Linked DNA regions of Homo sapiens: all the other regions are linked to region 1. A link is a contact called in ENCODE Hi-C or POLR2A ChIA-PET data. All regions are on one chromosome and are shown on one strand. The core of a region is the stretch at or near the end of the contact, and the rest is flanking DNA. Distances in the headings are between cores, read along the strand shown.

Region 1 (2,693 bases), core at 1-2,500:
CCCGGTGACCAGCCCCGAGTGACTCACGGACCATGAGCTAGAAGCTGCCCTTGCAGGAGGCTTGTCATGGGTCGGGGGTGCCCACTCAGGATGCAGGCTCTCCCCAGTGGGCCCCAGGCTCGCCTGACTGAAGACATGAAGGACCTAGCCTAGGAGTGGTCAGGGTCCCGGGAGTGGCCAGGGTCCCGTGTGTGCCCTCTGCCAGTCTTCGCTCTGTCCCCGTTCAATCAACCCCATCTCAGTTCAGCAGAAAACCCCCTCGTCAAATAAAACCCACTGACTGCACTGCGTCCTCCTGGGCCTTCCGTGTGTCTGGGAGCCACAGCCTGTGTGTGCCACATGGATGAGGTGGGCACCTGTGCACGCGTGCTGTGTGGGTGAATACAGGGAGCGCGGGCCTGTGGCGATGGGGCTGAGGTCCTGCGTGTCCTCTTGTGTCCCTGGTCATGCCCCAAACTCACACTACCCATCAAGGCTGGAGCCCCTCGGGGCCCTCGCCAGTGTGTGGATCAGGGCTCCCCACTGTCTCGCCAGGGAGGCCGGGCAGGTTCCCGGCCTCAGTCGGCCACCCCCTCCCATGCTGGTCCTCCCCTGTGGCTGTGATGAATGAGCTTGGTGGGTGGGCAGCCCCCTCCTTCCTCACTCCCACTCTTGGCGTCTTGGTGCAGCCCTAGGCCGGCCCTGCCCTTCGTCCCTCACCTCCTCGCACCGCTCCCAGTGGTCCCTTCCAGTCTGGAGGGCATGGGCCCCCCAGGACCCCATGGGTATGTCTCGCTGGGACCCCAGGCCTGCCCGGGTCTCCAGGCTGTCCACACTGCACGTACAGTAGCCCTTCTCCCGCATTTGCCCACAGCGCTAGGCCCTCCCACGCCCCAGGCCGGCATCGGTTCTGCCGACCCCTGCAGCCTCTGGGCGGTTCCTGGGTGAGGAGAAAGAGATGGGGGTTGGGCATGGAGGAGGGCCGGGTCGCCACAGCCCAGGGCCTCTGGCTAGGCTGGTCGCCGTCTTACCTCCGGGCCCGCCTCCCGCCCAGCTCCTCCGTCCTTGGACGGGATGGGCCCTTGCTGGGCTATTGGCGCCCCCAGGGCTGCAGCTCGCCCGGCCTCCGCAGTGCCAGGTCGACCCCCAGCGCCTACACCCACGCGGGTTCAGACCTGCCGAGCGCCCGCCGCCGCGGGAGGGGCTTGAGGCCGGGGCGGGGCCGGGGCGGGGCGGGGCGGGGCGTCCCCCTCGTAGGCTCCGGGCCGCGCATTCTCAGCGCTGGGAGCCGCCGCCCCCGCAGCTGCTGCCGCCGCCGCCAGGGCCCGGACTCGGACGCGTGGTAGGTGAGTGCGCGGCCACGACAGCTCGGCCGAGCGGGGCGAGCGGGGCGAGGGGGGCGAGGGGCGCGAGGGGGGCGAGGGGCGCGAGGGGGCCGAAGGCCCTGCGCGCCCCAGCCCCGGAGGCCCAGCCGCAGGCGCCGGGAGGTTCCGGGAGGCCGCACCCACCGCCTGGCCCAGCTCCCTCGCCTGCCCCAGCTCCCTCGCCTGCCCTTCCGCGGGAGGCGGACTCCGGGCGGGTTGGGGAGGCGCAGCGGGAAGGAGAGGCGCCTCCCGGGCCCTTGGACCGGCCTGACGGCCCCCTTCAGCCCAGGGGTCCCGGGACGCGCAGCCTGGACACCCTGCTCATTGTCCCTGGACACGGCAGTCTTCCCTCCGCCCGCAGCAGCCCCCGCCCGCGTGCAAGTGGGCGCGCCATTGGCCGCGCCGGGCGGGGTCGGCGGCGGCGGTGACCTCATTGCAGTGCCCCGGGGACGCTTGGCAGGCGCGGAGTCCCAGGTCCCCCTGACTGGGGCTCCCCCTGATAGGGCGCGGGCCGCCCAGGGGCCTGGTGCAGGTCCCGGGGACTTGGGGAGGAACAGACAACTATTTCTGGAAGGCCCTTTCCCAGGGGGTCCAGAGGGACCAGGCATTCCTGGGAAGAGGGGCCACTCCTCAGCGGGTCGCCTGTGTCCTCGCGGTGGAGGACGCATCTGTGCCCAGAACCAACTTCTCCAGAAAGCCTGGGACCTTACAGCCAGGCCAGGGGCAGGTCCTTGAGGGGCTCACACATCCCCCCATCGGTGGCAGACGCACACCCCGCCCCCCGGTGGCAGACACATCCCCCCGCTGGTGGCAGGGTCTGCCTGTGCCACCCTTCCTGCGTGTATTTAGGCCCTGGCTCCTTCATGGAGGGTGAATATCCCCTCTCAGCTCAGTGGTAAGGTCTGTCCCCCTCCAGCTCCATTCCATGATGCCTCTTTCCCAGGCTGTAGCTGCCGCTGTTTGTGGGGGAAGGGCCAGTGATGGGTCTGGAGCGAAGGCCAAGAGTGGGGCACCTGGGGGAAGGTATGAGGTCCCTCCCAGGATCAGACTGTCCCGAAATGTCGTCTGCCTTGGGAGGCCAAGGCGGGTGGAACATCTAAGGTCAGGAGTTCGAGACCAGCCTGGTCCACATGGTGAAACTCTGTCTGTACTAAAAATACAAACATTAGCTGGGCGTGGTGGTGGGTGCCTGTAATCCCAGTGACTCAGGAGGCTGAGGCAGGAGAATTGCTTGAACTCAGGAGGCGGAGGTTGCAGTGAGCTGAGATCGTGCCATTGCACTCCAGCCTGGGTGACAGAGCGAAACTCCATCTCAAAAAAAGAAAAAAAGAAAAAAACAAAATGTCTTGT
Region 2 (2,749 bases), core at 177-2,676, 480 kb after region 1:
TGGCAGGGTGGGTGTGTGGGTCACAGGGACAGATCCCTCGTGGCTTGGTGCTGTCCCGGTGATAGTGAGTTCTCACAAGATCTGGTCATTACAGTGTGTGGCACCTCCCCACCCCCAACTCTCTTGCTGCTTTCGCCATGTGACGTGTAAGCTCCCACTTGGCCTTCCGCCATGACTGGGAGCTTCCAGAGGCCTCCCCAGGAGCAGATGCCGGCACCATGCTACCTGTACAGCCTGCAGAACCGGGAGCCAATTAAATCTCTTTTCTTACAAATTACCCAGTCTCGGTATTCCTTTACAGCAATGCAAGAAGGCCCTAACAGTGAGCCAGGAGGCCACTCACGCCAGGAGCCCATCATCTCTGAGTCAGTCTACACCAGCTCTCCTGCAATATTAATGCTATAGAAGAAACTGCCAGGCAACTCTCAGGAGAGAATTCAGAGCAGGAAAGGTTCTCTGAAGTTCCTGGCGCCTATCCTCTCATTTGCAAATGAAGAAACTGAGGTTTTGCACGGTGGCCACTAACCGGGGACACAATTGGGCCCAAGAAGTGGTCACCACTGCCCTCACTCTGTGTAAATGAGAAAGAGGAAACAGCCATCATCTATGGGACCAACTAGAGTGCAGGCCCGCCTCCACCTGGGGGGCCATCAGGGTGCGGGACCCGCCTCCACCTGGGGGGGCCATCAGGGTGCGGGGCCCGCCTCCATCTAGGGTGCCATCAGGGTGCGGGACCCGCCTCCACCTGGGGGGCCATCAGGGAGCAGGGCCCGCATCCATCTAGGGGACCATTAGGGTTCAGGGCCCGCCTCCACCTGGGGGACCATTAGGGTGCGGGGCCCTCCTCCATTCGGGAGTCAGAGCTCGGGGCCGCCTCCATCTGGGCACCGGGCCCTCCTCCATCTGGAGACCATTGGGGAGCGGGGCCTGCCTCCCTCTGGGGCACCATGGGGCACGGGGCCCGCCTCCATCTGGGGCTCACAACGGGCGCAGGCCCCCTCCCCCGGGGCTGCCTCCCCAAAGCTCTGCCCCGGCACGGCGGTGAGCTCAAGCCTCCTGCAGCGTGGGCGCGTCCGTCCGGCCCGCCCCGCCCCGAGGTGTGGACGCCGCCGCTCCCCTCCGGCCGGCCAGGCGCCCCGCGTGCCCCGGGAGAGCCGCGGAGTCGGCCCGCCAGCCGCAGCTGAGCAGTAGCCCTGACCCAAGGCCCCGCCCGCAACCGCAGGTCACCGCCCCCGCCCGACCCTCGCCCGGCTGCCTCACCGGCCCGCGCTGAGTGCTGACGGTGGTCGCCATGGTGCTGCGGCGGCCCCCGTGGCTCGCCGACCCGACAGTGACGCGCCGGGCGACCTCCTGCGCCCCCGCCGGAGCCTGCGACGGAGACAGTTGTCACCTCGAGGCCGCCGCCGCCACAGTCAGCTGACAGCCGCCGCGCCCCGCCCCCGGCACCGCCCCACTGCGCAGGCGCCGCGCCAGGCACCGCCCCTTCCGGCTCTCGCGCGCACGCGCGCTCCAGGGTAGGGCAGGCGCAGCCTCTCGCCCGGCGCCTGCGCACCTGCTCTCTCCTCGAGCCCTGCAGCCCGGCGAAATGGCTCCCGGCGGGGCCGTTTGCGCATGCCCAGTCATGACGGTTGTCGGCGCGGGCCCTAGCGTGGCGGCGCTGCAGTCTGGGCAGTGGGTTGGTTCCTCCTCGGTCCTCTGTCGAGTGGCGACAGGGCCTAGCCACCTGGCGGGGGTGACCTTCGGACGTGCGACCCGCTCGGAGAAGGGAGGGAACTGTGGCCCGCAACAAAGCAGTGACAGGCCCGACATCCCCTGCAGGGCGATCTTTCCCTCAGCTGCCTGCCGGAGGAAGGGCCTTTCTGTTTCACAGGGCTAAAGATGGGGCGCGGTTCCTCCACGGGGCGGCTGCCGGGTGAACGGAACGGGGATGGAGGCGCTGCCAGAAGAGCCCGAGCTCGAGCCCGCCCTGCCCTCGGCCTCCCCGCCGCGCCGCTCCGCAGGAGCCCCGCTCCTCTCCTGCTCGCTCCGGAGAACCCCAGTCCGGCCTGACCTCGGCCCTCGCGGTCAGGCGCTCCAACCAGAGCGACTCCAGCTCGAACAGCGCTGGGTAAACTGAGGCTGAACCCCGCTGGCTGCATCCCCAGGAGTCGGGCGTTTACGGTCACGGGAACAGGTTAATAAACTTTTACGCAGCAGACCCGGAACTTAGGTCCCGATGTCCGGGTATCTTAAGAACAAGAAGCATTCTTAGTTGAAGTTTCGCTTTAAAGATAATGATACAGATGCTTGCGGAGGACAGGCGTTATGCAAAGATTGGCAATCCTTTGACGAGCCCAGGTAGTACAGCACGTCTCCCCCGTGATGTTTTTTGGCTTTTATCTTACATATAAACAAGCGTACCCAGGTGGACGCCTTCCTCCTCGTGCTTTTGGGAACACCCTGCTCTATGGAGTAGCCATTCTTTTATTCCTTCACTGCCTTAATAAACTTGCTTTCACTTTACTCTGTGGACTGGCCTGGAATTCTTTCTTCCACAAGATCCACGAATCCTCTTTTGGGGTCTGGATCAGGACCCTTTTCCGGTAACACAACCACTCCACTAAAAACTCTTTGTCAGTGATCTCTATATTGTTAGTGGTCAGTTCTCAGTCCTCGTCCTCCGGGAACTACAGCAAAATCGATAGTCATTCTTGCTACACATGCTTTCTTCACTCCCCATCCAGGACACCATGTGCTCTCACTTTCCTCT
Region 3 (2,745 bases), core at 246-2,745, 300 kb before region 1:
CTCTAGAGGAAGCAGGAGACAGGGCCACAGCACCATGCAGGGGACCAGGGGCTGCAGCCAGCCCTATCCTGGCTGTGTCCTGGGCTCGCCCGCAGCAGCTGCTGGCACCTGGACGGCGGCGCCAGGCTCACCTCTATAGTGGGGTCGTATTCGTCCACAAAATGGTTCTGGATCAGCTGGATGGTCAGCGCACTCTTGCCCACACCGCCGGCGCCCACCACCACCAGCTTATATTCCGTCATCGCTCCTCAGGGGCCTGCGGCCCGGGGTCCTCCTACAGGGTCTCCTGCCCCACCTGCCAAGGAGGGCCCTGCTCAGCCAGGCCCAGGCCCAGCCCCAGGCCCCACAGGGCAGCTGCTGGCAGGGCCATCTGAAGGGCAAACCCACAGCGGTCCCTGGGCCCCAACGCCAGGCAGCAAGGACTGCAGCGTGCCTACCTGTGCAGCTGCAACCCAGCGTGCGGGAGGGCTGTCGCCTCGCCCCCACTTGCTCTTAATGACCCAGTGATGGGAAAAGGGACCCAGCCCTCAAAGGCAGGGCTGACAGCTGAGCGCTCTCAACCACGCACCCAAATTAGAAGCTGCTGGGTCGGCAGAAAGGCTAAAGGGAGGCGCCCGAGGGCTGAGGTTACCGTCCTCCAGAACAGGTCTGGCCACGGCGGAGCGCGCCACGGCGTGCCCGGGCAGGCTAGTGCCAGCCTGCAGGCCCCGCGGCGCTGGTGCCTCCGACAAGTATTTGCTGAGCGCCTACTGCGTACTAGGCGCCGCCGAGGGGAGGGCAGACCCGGGCAGCGCCCCGCACCCCCGGCGGGGAACCGGGGGCATCTTTCAGCCACAGAAAGCTGGAGAAGACAGAGGAGCTCCTGGGAAGCAGGGACTGAGCGACAGGAAGGGGCCGAGAAGCGGCGCGGGAGACCCGGAGAGGGAAAAGGCACTGGGGCTGAGGCCCCCGGCCTGGTCCGCGACCTGTGATGCTGAATCGGGGGTGCCCGGGCGTGCCGTGGCCGCGGCCGCCTCCTCCCAGACGCCCCCGGGTGTGAGGGCGCCGGGCCCGAGGCTCCCGGGTACGCCGGCGTGGGGACCGTGCCCAGCGCGAGGCCACGGGTGGGGCCCGGATTCCCGCAGGCCCCAGGGAGGAAGGGGCCCCCGCCCGCCGCAGCCCCCGACGCCCGCTCACCTGTGCCCGCGGGCCCCGCCCGGCCCCACCCACCCGCCGCCGCCGCCGCCGCCGCCGCTTACGCCCGCCGGCCCCGCGCCCCCGGCCCGCGCCGCGCGTATTGCTGCCGCCTGGGGGCGAGGAGGGCGCGCGGCCCGGCCGATCCCTGCCCGCACTCACCGTTCACAGGCGCGACTGCCCCCGGGGCCAGGGCCGGGGCCGAGGCCGGGGCGGGGCGGGGGCGGGGGCGCGCGGTTCGCCCCGCGCATGGGCTCCGTCCGCGGCGGGTGCGGCTCGGGTTGCGGGCGCAGGGCACGGGCGGCGGAGACTCGGGCGGGCCTGCGCACGCCCCGCCCCGCGCCCGTCCGTCTGCCAGGCGCGGCCTACCATTGGCTGCGCGCCATCGGGCCCCGCCCCACCCCGGTTGGCTGAGCGGCCCGTCTGTCAGGAGCCGCGGTCGGGCGGGGCTTCCGGGAGCAACGCGGGAGGCGGAGCCAGTAGGGCCGCGGCCTCTCGGGGTTGGGCTTGGCTGGAGACCGGAGCCGAGCTCGGGGTTGCTCGAGGAAGGCCAGGGAGCCGGTGTCTGGGGGCCCGGGGCGGCATCTCCGAGCAGGGCCCCGGGCTCTCCCGGGAACAGGCCGGCGAGAGAACCCGACTCAGCGGTGCCGGTGCACCAGAGGCCCTCCCTGCGCCGGCAGCGCGGCGCCGCCCACCGCGGAGGTCCCGGGGCTACGGGCTGGGGAAAGGCTGGGATCCGCCGGGACCAAGGCGGGATGCTCGGAGCTGGGGGCCCCCGGGTGGCCGCGGGGTCCGGTTGCCCGGCTGCCCTTCCGCGCAGGTGGAGCGGCCGCGCACCCCACCTACCACCACGCACCCCAGCTCCCCTACTCCCACCGCAACCCACCCCGAGGACGCTTGCAGCCCCGGTGGGGTTCCGGGCGGCGGGCGCAGCCGTGTGCCCTGGGGCCAGGCGTGAGAACGCCCCCTCCACCACTCTCCTCTTTCTCGGGCCTGCGTGGCAGGCGACCCTGCCCGCCCAGTCCCCCCAAACTTGAGGTTCCAACGCTGCAGAAGCTCAGCGTGGTCCAGTTAAACCGTACCCACAAGTTGCCACAGGGGAGCGAAGTGCCCAGGGCTCACCCCAAGCACATAGACGCACATCCTAGCTCTTTCAAACCCAAAAAGACATGTTTTTAACATTTTTTAAAATTGCAAAGGAATCAGAAATACATCCTCATTAAAAAACAAAAAGGGCCGGGCGCGGTGGCTCACGCCTATAATCCCAGCACTTCGGGAGGCCTAAGCGGGTGGATTACTTGAGGTCAGGAGTTCAAGACCAGCCTGGCCAACATGATGAAACCCTGTCTCTACTAAAAACACAAAAAATTAGTCGGCTGCAGTGGCGCGCGCCTGTAGTCCCAGCTACTCGGGAGGCTGAGGCAGGAGAATCGCTGGAACCCGGGAGGCGGATGTTGCGGTGAGCCGAAATCGCGCCACTGCACTGGGCAACAGAGCGCTACTTCGTCTCAAAACAAAAAAGGCGTTTTACAGTCAGGCAAACCCTGCCTCTGCCCAGTCCAGCGCCCGCCT

Evidence for each region. A loop is a pair of places that touch in the nucleus more often than their neighbours do. ChIA-PET counts read pairs that join two places held with the same protein, here RNA polymerase II (POLR2A). Pooled maps may share reads with other maps.
Region 2: a loop to region 1 is called in a pooled map, with 6 times the contacts of the local background. The contact joins the promoter of TOLLIP here to the promoter of CD151 in region 1. A Hi-C loop is called at or near these places in 1 of 168 maps with a recorded cell type or tissue (CD4-positive, alpha-beta T cell), 9 of 37 single-sample maps with no recorded cell type and 10 of 50 pooled maps. POLR2A ChIA-PET finds 5 or more read pairs at or near these places in 1 of 52 experiments (MCF 10A).
Region 3: a pooled map shows a loop between it and region 1 (5-fold over the local background). The contact joins the promoter of HRAS here to the promoter of CD151 in region 1. A Hi-C loop is called at or near these places in 4 of 50 pooled maps. POLR2A ChIA-PET finds 5 or more read pairs at or near these places in 4 of 52 experiments (BJ, H1, HCT116 and 1 more).

What each region holds. Positions count from the first base shown.
Region 1 is chr11:831,702-834,394 of GRCh38, forward strand. CD151 (CD151 molecule (Raph blood group)) reads left to right here and starts at 1,251. Exons shown (of 9, transcript NM_004357.5): 1 at 1,251-1,325. CRACR2B (calcium release activated channel regulator 2B) reads left to right here. Exons shown (of 9, transcript NM_001286606.2): 9 at 1-285. The coding sequence ends at 8. RefSeq lists enhancers at 1-491, 2,648-2,693 and silencers at 927-1,576, 1,587-1,816.
Region 2 is chr11:1,308,206-1,310,954 of GRCh38, forward strand. It overlaps TOLLIP (toll interacting protein), which reads right to left and starts at 1,427. Exons shown (of 6, transcript NM_019009.4): 1 at 1,261-1,427. The coding sequence starts at 1,293. It overlaps TOLLIP-DT (TOLLIP divergent transcript), which reads left to right and starts at 1,503. Exons shown (of 1, transcript NR_029409.1): 1 at 1,503-2,502. RefSeq lists a silencer at 883-1,592 and an enhancer at 1,823-2,584.
Region 3 is chr11:534,081-536,825 of GRCh38, forward strand. HRAS (HRas proto-oncogene, GTPase) reads right to left here and starts at 1,496. Exons shown (of 6, transcript NM_005343.4): 1 at 1,336-1,496; 2 at 132-295. The coding sequence starts at 242. It also overlaps a transcript of LRRC56 not described here. RefSeq lists enhancers at 1-569, 570-1,426, 1,448-2,155 and a silencer at 433-592.